Regions from separate parts of the Homo sapiens genome. Here all the other regions are linked to region 3. The links are chromatin contacts, found by Hi-C or POLR2A ChIA-PET in ENCODE. All regions are on one chromosome and are shown on one strand. The core of a region is the stretch at or near the end of the contact, and the rest is flanking DNA. Distances in the headings are between cores, read along the strand shown. Region 1 holds the start of PIK3R3 (phosphoinositide-3-kinase regulatory subunit 3). Region 2 holds the start of RAD54L (RAD54 like). Region 3 holds the start of TESK2 (testis associated actin remodelling kinase 2).

Region 1 (2,808 bases), core at 123-2,622, 640 kb before region 3:
ATGGAAATATTCAGCATTTTCATAGTGAAGCCAATCTCCCAGATTTAAGCTTTGGGGGTGGGAATGAGTATGTGAGGAAGAGGGTCTGTCAGGGAAACAGAATAGAGCCCTTTTGGTGAGAGATTCCAACACCTGTGACTTATCTTAGAAATTACACATGCACTGTAATTCCAAGACTTTTTTTTTTTTTAATTGGTTTGAGCACTCGAGCAGGAGGGCTTGCTGAGACCTCTCACTATTTTAGGCGTGGGGAGTTACCTCTGGGTTCAAAAGTCTTTGGGTGGGAAGCACAGAGGAACTGCGAAATGCCTCCCTCAGAAATGTCCAATTGCTCAAGGGGAGAAGCAGGGAGTGGGGTCAGGTAGCAGCCAGGAAGGTTGCAGGGGCCACGGGCACATCCTCTCCCTGAGTGGTAAGGTGGCAAGTGGGTTTGGGGACCATTGCTTTGACAACTTGTCAAGGGTGCGGAGAGGGCTGTCCCAGCAAGGTGAAGAGGTCTGTAGGAAAGGAGTCTCCCCAGAGACCTCCTAAGGACCAGAAGAGCGCGCACCCCGCCAAGTGACAGAACGTGCCCCCTCTGTGTCCGCTCCCTTCCCCCGCGGCCAATCACCGGGCAGAGGCGTCTCACGCCAGCAGGTCCTCCCTGGCTCCTCTCCTTACTCGTCCGGGCGGACCAAGCCTCAGCAGGAGCCCCGCCTGTCTCCAGGCAGTTTGAGCCCCCGAGCGCTCGCCCAGCCTGTCAGTAACCGCCGTTTGCGTTTTCTTCCTTTCTTTCTTTCTTTTTTTTCCTCCTCTTTTCTTTTCCCCTTCTGCCTTTGTCCCGCTTAGTAACTGGGCTCTGACCAATCGCCGCCTTACCGGCCGGCGCCGGCTGTCTCCTGATTGGCCCGCTTGGGGCGCGCAGCCGTCTCCCGCTCCTTCGCAGGAGCAAGGCAGACAAAAGACGCAGGCTCCAGGCTCCGGCAACCGGCCTCAGCCAATCACCACCCACCTTGCCTCTCTTCCCTCGCCCCACTCCCTCCTCGCCTGGCTCGCGTGCTCCCGGCACTGACTCCTGGAGTGCGGCCAGCGCCCGGATCGTACCATTCTGATTGAGGCTGGGGGAGAGCGCGGATGGCTGATTGGGGAGCCGAAGCCTAGAGAGCGGTGGGGAGACGTGAAAGTCGAGATGGAGAGCAGCTTTTTGAACATGTTCTCAGGCACTTGACAGAATCCCGGTACATCGAGGCGGGACGGCGTGGAAGGGGCGGTGGTGATGCCTGCTGTCCCCCCTCCCGGCGCGGTTGGGTGGCGCCTCAGCGGGTGGGCAGCATGGGGCGGGGAGGGTGTCCCCTCCGCGCCGTTAAAATGAAACTCTAGTGGCTGGAGTCCGGGCAGAGCTTGAGGGCAGTTGGTGCGGTCGGGTTGGTTCTTACACCCCGGCGGGAGCGCCCAGACAAGCCGAGCTGACTGGACTTCTCCGGCCGGCCCCATTCCCGAGGCTGCGGCAGCTTCGGTTCCGAGACCGACCGGAGAGGAGCCCGAGTCCCGGCCTCTGGGGGATTCGCTCTCTGCAGACCAGTGGGACCCCGAAACTTGAACGCAATCTCCAGCCCCCTTTTTTGCCTTCCTTTGTCACTTGCCCGGGTTTCTCCCAACGTGTTCTTTTTTTTCCTCTTCATTCTCCCTCCTTCGAAGGACACAAAAGTGGCTTCCGCGGAAAGATTTGGAGGCGGTGGGAGCTTTTCTCCCCGGAGAGCGACTGTGTAGAAAGGATTTTTGGGAAGCCGCTTTTTAACACCTCTGCTCTCCGTCCCCCAAGCCTCTGTGTAATCCTCTGAGGAGAAAAGCCCATAGCTTGAAAGTTCGGGGGCATTTTGTTGTGTTCTGTAGGAGAGAGGGGGAGGACCCTGTTCGGGTAGTTTGGCCGGACTGGTACTGGCCGTTGGAAAACCCGAAGTACATTTCCGTGTGGAACTTTTGCAGATATATATTTTTAGATTTTTAAATACCAGATAAAAAATATATGCCTTCTATATATCTCCTGGCGACCTGCCCCTGACAGCGCGATGTACAATACGGTGTGGAGTATGGACCGCGATGACGCAGACTGGAGGGAGGTGATGATGCCCTATTCGACAGAACTGATATTTTATATTGAAATGGATCCTCCAGGTACTTGGGAGAAAAAAAAAAAGAATCTCGTGATGGGTCTGATTTGTATTTACCAAGAGCTTGCTGATGTTTTCAGGGCAGAAGTATTCCTGGGTGCGCTAGGTTCGGGATGAGGAGATTTGCAGTTACAGCTGCGGTAAAACTGCTTCTGGTTTACACGTTTAAAGTTTGCAGTTAGGACCCTGATCCTATTGTCCTGCGAAGGTGGGGGTGGGGGCTGGAAGTGGGGGTGGGAGGAGAGACCCCTTTTTAAAATTATCATTATTTTTTACTTTGCCTTTGCGTGTCGTTCAGGTTTTTCTTGTGCCCGCCACTTTATTTTATTTTTTTCTTTTTCAATTAAAGACTCTTCTACCTGCAAAGGATGTTTTATATCCCGGGGTTAAAACCAGTCTTTCACTTTGGGCGAATTCTTGAAAGCTTGTCCTTTCATACATTTGTCTAATTTGGTTCGTTGTGTTTTACCCCGGTTAACTTCTGAAACTGAGTTATGTGATTATTCATTGTAAGACTCCCTTTTTCTCTTGCAGAAACAAATGCCGGTTAGTGATTTTTTTTAGGGATTGGGCGTTCGTATTCAGCCATGGTCTTAGTCTGAGGTTTTCCTTCTCAGAAGATAGTCGCTCAGAGAAATCTACGTGCAATATTTTATTA
Region 2 (2,700 bases), core at 126-2,625, 760 kb before region 3:
ATTTATTTTGGTTTACATAGGTCCTGCCCACAGCCAGCCCCAACAAGCCTCCAAAACAGGAAGCAGAGCCCAGGGCCCAACCTAAAGTAGAATATACTGTACTTGAGTATGAGCAAGGACTGGAAGGACACAACCTGTCAGATCTAGGCCCAAGTGAGCCCAGGACTCCAAGGTAGGCCCAGAACACTCTACTGTTCTGTGACACTGGGCAGGGGACAAAGAGCAAAAGAGCCAGCTGCTAATTGCTGTTGTGTAGCCCTTTTTTCCAAGCAGAGTCAAAAGGTCCAATCCAACTGGCTCTTTTGCTTATCTTTTCCCACCAGGAAAACTGAGGCTATATTAGCTTCTAGTGACTACCCTGAGGATAAAGATTTTACTAATCTTGTTCAATGCCTGGCACATAGTAAGTACTCACTAAAAGTTTATTGAACATACAAAAGAGGCATCTGGAATTGGCTATGTAACCCTAGAAACCAAATCCTGGCTTCTTTTCTGTCCAAACAGCTCTACCCACCTTCCCTGTCCCCTTGAGTGCTCACCACTAGGCCAGGTTGCCAGTCTTCATCATCACAGGACCTGCCTTCAGGTTTTCTCTTGGCCAGCTGGCTGGGAGCCAAGCTCCTCCTCTGTAAAGGGAGAACAGAAACAGTGCCTGCAAGGATCCTGCAGCCTAGGCCTACTAGACCCTGACCCAGGGCTATTCCCAGTCTCCCCTAGGCCCACACTTACCATCCTGGGCCTAGGAGTTTAAAACGTCAAGTACCCATGAGCCAAAGGTCAAAAGCAGGCAGCGGCTAAGAGTGTAGGACCAGGGTCTAATCTGTAGAGGGGGCTGCTACATTATTGAGAGGACCGGCTAATTAAAGAGGGGGCATGGATGGCGGGAATCCATCCAGGAACTGGTGTTTGGAACCAAACTGTGAGAGTGGCCGTCCCCAATAAGCCGAGACGAGAGATTAGGCCAAAGAGGAAGAGACCAAGCAGAGATTAGTGTGGGATTGGGGAGGAGGCAGGTGGAGTCCCAGACTGGGCGGAGTGGAGTGGGGATGATGGTCCCAGTCCGGGTGAAGGGAGGAGGTAGTTGCGCGGCGGGGCGGGGTGGGATTGGGGGTGGGTAATCACTGGCCAGGAGAGAGAAGCTGGGGTGAAAGTCCGAGGCCCGGGTGGGGAGGGCGAGTCTGGAGAAAGGAAATTTCCCAGGGCTGGAGGTGGAAACCAGGATCAGACTCAGGGAGGTCGAGCAGGAAGCCACGCGGGCGTGTAAAAAACCCAGGTTAGGAGGGGAATACCAGGAGGGGCTGAAAAGAGCGACAGAGATAGACGCAGACCCCAGCACCTCTCTCTCAACCTTCCTGTTCCCAAAGCGCGCGTTAACAGCCGCCAAGACTCACCGACCCGCCAAGACCGGGTCAATCGAACCTCCCGCCGCGCTGCCGTCGTATCACCCATTGGCTGCGTTCGATGAGTTCGGCGCTCGCGACCCAAGGAAGAGGCGGGAATAGTGCTGCGCCCAATGAGGAGTCTGGGCTCTGGAGCTGGAGAAGCTAAATTGACCTACTAGGAGGCGTGACTTAGATGGGAGGGCGGGGCCAACAGAGGTGGGCGGTTGGGCGAGAAGAGAGGGGCGGGGCGGGGGCGGGGGTGGCGGGGGAGGGGCGGGGCCAACAGCGAGGAGCAGTTGGGCGAGAAGAGCGGGGCGGGGCGAGAAGAGCTGGACGGGGCGGGGAGGGGCGGGGCCAACAGTGGGGAGCGGTTGGGCTAGAGGAGCGGGGCAGGGCTAGAAGAGCTGGACTGGACGCGACGGAGCGGGGAGGGGAGGGGCGGAATTACTACCTGCGAGCTGGAATTCGGCCCGTCTCGGGTGTTTGTCCCAGGTCGGTGAGCTGTGGTCCCGCAGCTATGGAAGGGAAGATTTACGCCACATTGAGCAGCAGGGGAGTTACCACCTGTAGTGGACAGCTGGGGATTATGAAAGGCGGCACATTTCTGGGAGTTTGGATTGAATCTACAGTGGTACCAGGTCTAGAGCGGAGGGCCGGGGTTGGAGTCAGGCCTCGCCCACCCAGAAAGTGGGGAGAGGCATTCGGCCCAGACTGCCACGTGGCGGGCTCGGGCAATGGGAGCCCCCGGATGACGCGACTTTCTCGCTCAGGGGTGTCTTGAAAGAAGCTGCCTTCCTCTCCAAGGCCAAACCGCGTTGGAGGAAGCGTTGTGTTTGGAGTCAGAGATTTAATCATCCAATCTCTCAAAACGTCAGTTTCTTCATATCTAAAGTGGCATTATAATAGTACCTCCCCCCCATGGCTATTCTGACAAGTAAATTAATGTGCGTAAAGCACCCAACAGTGGCATGCACAACCTAGGTACTCACTAATAATGATAAGGGTGTATTTATAGCATTTACCACCAGGCATTTCTGAGCTTCTAAGATATAACAGTTCATGTAATGCTCATGACTATGAGGTAGGTTTATTTTTGTCCCCATTTTGTAAGTGAGGAAACAGGCCTAGATAGGCTAGTAACTTGTACAAGGTCACACACCTGAGTATAGCTTAAGCCATCCTCACAGGGTTATCAAGAATTCTGAGGTCAGGCATGGTGGCTCACACCTGTAATTCCAGCACTTTGGGAGGCCGAGGCAGGAGGATTGCTTGAGCCCAGGACTTCCAGATCAGCCTGGGCAACACGGAGAAACCCCAT
Region 3 (2,700 bases), core at 49-2,548:
GTGATCCACTGCTCCCGGCCCTGGCCATATTTCTTAAACTTTATGGCCACCAGGAATGCATACCACTTATACTCTTCCAGGAGGATGAAAGTCTTAAGATGTCTGAAAAGGGGTCTCTAACCCCTGGGAGTGCTAATACAGTAAGGCCCATACTGCTTGCTCTTGCCCTCCTCCTGTTCTAGTCTCTTCAGTCATGAGATTATGAGCTCCTGATGTCCAGGCACATGCAAAAAGTGAAGAAATATGTGCCTTGAACAGCTGGGCAGAATTCTTAGCTGGGAGCGGTGGCTCACGCCTGTAATCCCGGCACTTTCGTAGGCCAACGTGGGCCGATCACTTGAGTCCAGGAGTTACAGACCAGCCTGGGCAACATGGTAAACCCCGTCTCTACAAAATATACAAAAAATTAGTCAGGCATGCTGGCGTGTGCCTGTAGTCCCAGCTATCCGGGGAGGCTGAGTTGGGAGGATCATCTTAATCCAGGAGTTTGAGGCTGCAAGTGAGCCATGATCGCTCCATTGCACTCCATCATCCTGGGCGACAGAGTGAGACCCTTCTAAAAAAAAAACAACCAACAAAAACAACAAAAAATCCCAACTTATTCCCCACCAGCTTTCTTTCAAAATCTGTTTTCAAGCTAGCTGAAGTGTTACCTCCTCTAAGCTTTCACTTAACCGAATCTCATAGTCATGATTAATTGCTTCCCTAGCATTTTGTTTAGCTCTACTGATTGCTCTTACTATTTCAAGTCGGTATTATTGATATATTTTTTCCTCCTCACTATACTGAAATCCTGCAGGACGCAGCATTCTTACCGCTTTTCCTTACTCAGCTATACCTTGACCAACCCGAAAGCCGCGCCAGTCTAGTCCATTTTCTATTGGCTTTATCAATTACCAATCATTTCTGTGTTTAACATTTTTATTGGTCCATCTTGTGTTTACTGCCCCGCCCTCTAAGAGGCTCCTGGACTTGGGTTTCCCCCAGGTGTATTCCCTCCTCCTCGGTTCCGCCTTTCCCACACACTGCTTCTTCTGTTTTTACCTCGACTTCCTTCCTATTGGTTCCCTTCGTCCTCCGGAGTTGGCACCTACGGCTGTTGATTGGCTTTTCTGGACGCCCATTGTGCCCACCCTCATACCACGTGGCATTCCTAGCGCTAATTGGGCAATTCCACTACCTCGTTTATCAGGAGTTGACGGTTGACTGGCTACTCTGAGGGAGGGCTTGAGGGAGGGGCGTGGCCAGCCGAGACCCCGCCCCCAACCCCCCTGCTGGGCCGGGTAGGCGTTTCAGTCTTTCGCGGCCCGGGAGCTCAGCAGAGCTACCAGCTGCCCTGTTGGCTTCGCTGGTCGGATCGTCCTCCTGGCCCCGCCAAACAGGCGGGGGGAGCGGCCCCGACTGTGGGGCCATGGCAGTAGTCTCCTCGTTCGCCGCCGCCGCTAGCCTAGCTGAGTCGCCGGCTTCTGCGCTAGGGGCTCCCACCGCCTCCGCAGGCTAAGGAGCCGCTGCCACCAACGAGCTGTGAGGGTTACTATGCTCCCTCTTTGCCGCCGTCTCCTCCTCTTGCCCGCGCAGGCACCCCTCTGGCTGCTCAGTCCTGCCTCAGGTAACGTGAAAAGAGGACGGGGGTCACAAACCCGGGCATCCTGCCTGGCCCGCGCGCGCTGCCGCTCCACCTCCTCTGCCCCGGAGCAGAGGCGCCTGCGTCCCTCCGCACCCGACGGGACCCCTCGGCTTCCCAGAGGTCCCCCTCTCAGCGGCGGCGGACGCTCCCTTCCTGGCCGCTTTCCCCTTTCCTTCTCACTTCCCTCAGGCTCCCCGCCACGTCTGCTCCCCCTTAGAACCTGGGAACCCATTAGAAGTTACCTCGCTCGCATTAGGGATCTTTCGTTTTCTCGGAAAACTCTTGTTTCAGAGACTTCCAGCTCCCCACTGAGCGCCTCCCTGCTCGCATACCCGCTCCTGCCTCAGAGATCTGGGTTCCTTCACTTGACTTCCCTCCGATACACTCTTCCCTCGAAAACGTTCACCTCTACCCAGGAAAACAATTCCCTCCCCTCAGACCCTACTGCCTTCCCCCTCTTCTTTCCTCGCTTGTCATCGTCTCCCTTCCTTTCCCCTCTCTGCTTTTTACTCTTCGCTGTGAAGAGTGGACTAAGCCAGTGTTCAGATTTCGCTACAAGCGAAATCCAGGTTTGCGTAATTTAAAAGTCTTTAAATTGTATACCTCTGAGAAGAACTTGCTGAGGAATTTGGACTTCATGCTGCATGCATGGGGAGCCGTTGAAGGTTTTGTAAGCAGGAGCTTGGTATGATTGCATTATCTTTGGTGAAAATATAGAGGAAGGATTGAAAGTGAAGACCGTGGAGGCGGAAAGGCCAGGTAGGCAGAAAACGAGTGTGCTCATCCAGGCGGGAGGGAATGGCCCGAAATTCCAAGAGGTTTCAAAATAAAGTTGAGAAGAATAGTAGAAAGTTTCTGACTTGGCTGATGGTGTGAATCGGTAGTGTTAATTGAAATAGGGAACATAGTCTCTGGTTATACCACCCTCAACGCTCCTGATCTCATCTGAAATAGGGAGCATAAAAAAGCAATTTTGAGAGAAGGTAATAAATTTGGTTTTGAACAAGTTAAGTTTCAGGGTTTGTTTGTTAGTTTTTGTTTTTTTTGACGGAGTCTCATTCTGTCACCCAGGC

What was found. Hi-C counts contacts between places; a loop is a spot of excess contacts on that map. ChIA-PET counts read pairs that join two places held with the same protein, here RNA polymerase II (POLR2A). Pooled maps may share reads with other maps.
Region 1: a loop to region 3 is called in a map of ascending aorta, with 2.9 times the contacts of the local background. The contact joins the promoter of PIK3R3 here to the promoter of TESK2 in region 3. A Hi-C loop is called at or near these places in 1 of 168 maps with a recorded cell type or tissue (ascending aorta) and 10 of 50 pooled maps. POLR2A ChIA-PET finds 5 or more read pairs at or near these places in 3 of 52 experiments (H1, PC-9 and T-cell).
Region 2: a map of naive thymus-derived CD4-positive, alpha-beta T cell shows a loop between it and region 3 (28-fold over the local background). The contact joins the promoter of RAD54L here to the promoter of TESK2 in region 3. A Hi-C loop is called at or near these places in 1 of 168 maps with a recorded cell type or tissue (naive thymus-derived CD4-positive, alpha-beta T cell), 2 of 37 single-sample maps with no recorded cell type and 12 of 50 pooled maps. POLR2A ChIA-PET finds 5 or more read pairs at or near these places in 1 of 52 experiments (IMR-90).

What each region holds. Positions count from the first base shown.
Region 1 is chr1:46,131,193-46,134,000 of GRCh38, reverse strand. PIK3R3 (phosphoinositide-3-kinase regulatory subunit 3) reads left to right here and starts at 1,372. Exons shown (of 10, transcript NM_003629.4): 1 at 1,372-2,154. The coding sequence starts at 2,049. All of the region lies in intron 1 of P3R3URF-PIK3R3 (P3R3URF-PIK3R3 readthrough), which reads left to right. It overlaps LOC101929626 (a long non-coding RNA gene), which reads right to left and starts at 630. Exons shown (of 3, transcript NR_125987.1): 1 at 611-630. RefSeq lists enhancers at 590-819, 2,060-2,109.
Region 2 is chr1:46,246,438-46,249,137 of GRCh38, reverse strand. It overlaps RAD54L (RAD54 like), which reads right to left and starts at 1,375. Exons shown (of 18, transcript NM_003579.4): 1 at 730-1,375; 2 at 540-626. The coding sequence starts at 732. RefSeq lists a silencer at 1,555-1,814.
Region 3 is chr1:45,489,761-45,492,460 of GRCh38, reverse strand. TESK2 (testis associated actin remodelling kinase 2) reads left to right here and starts at 1,298. Exons shown (of 11, transcript NM_007170.3): 1 at 1,298-1,609. RefSeq lists enhancers at 1,010-1,304, 1,591-1,640 and a silencer at 1,141-1,360.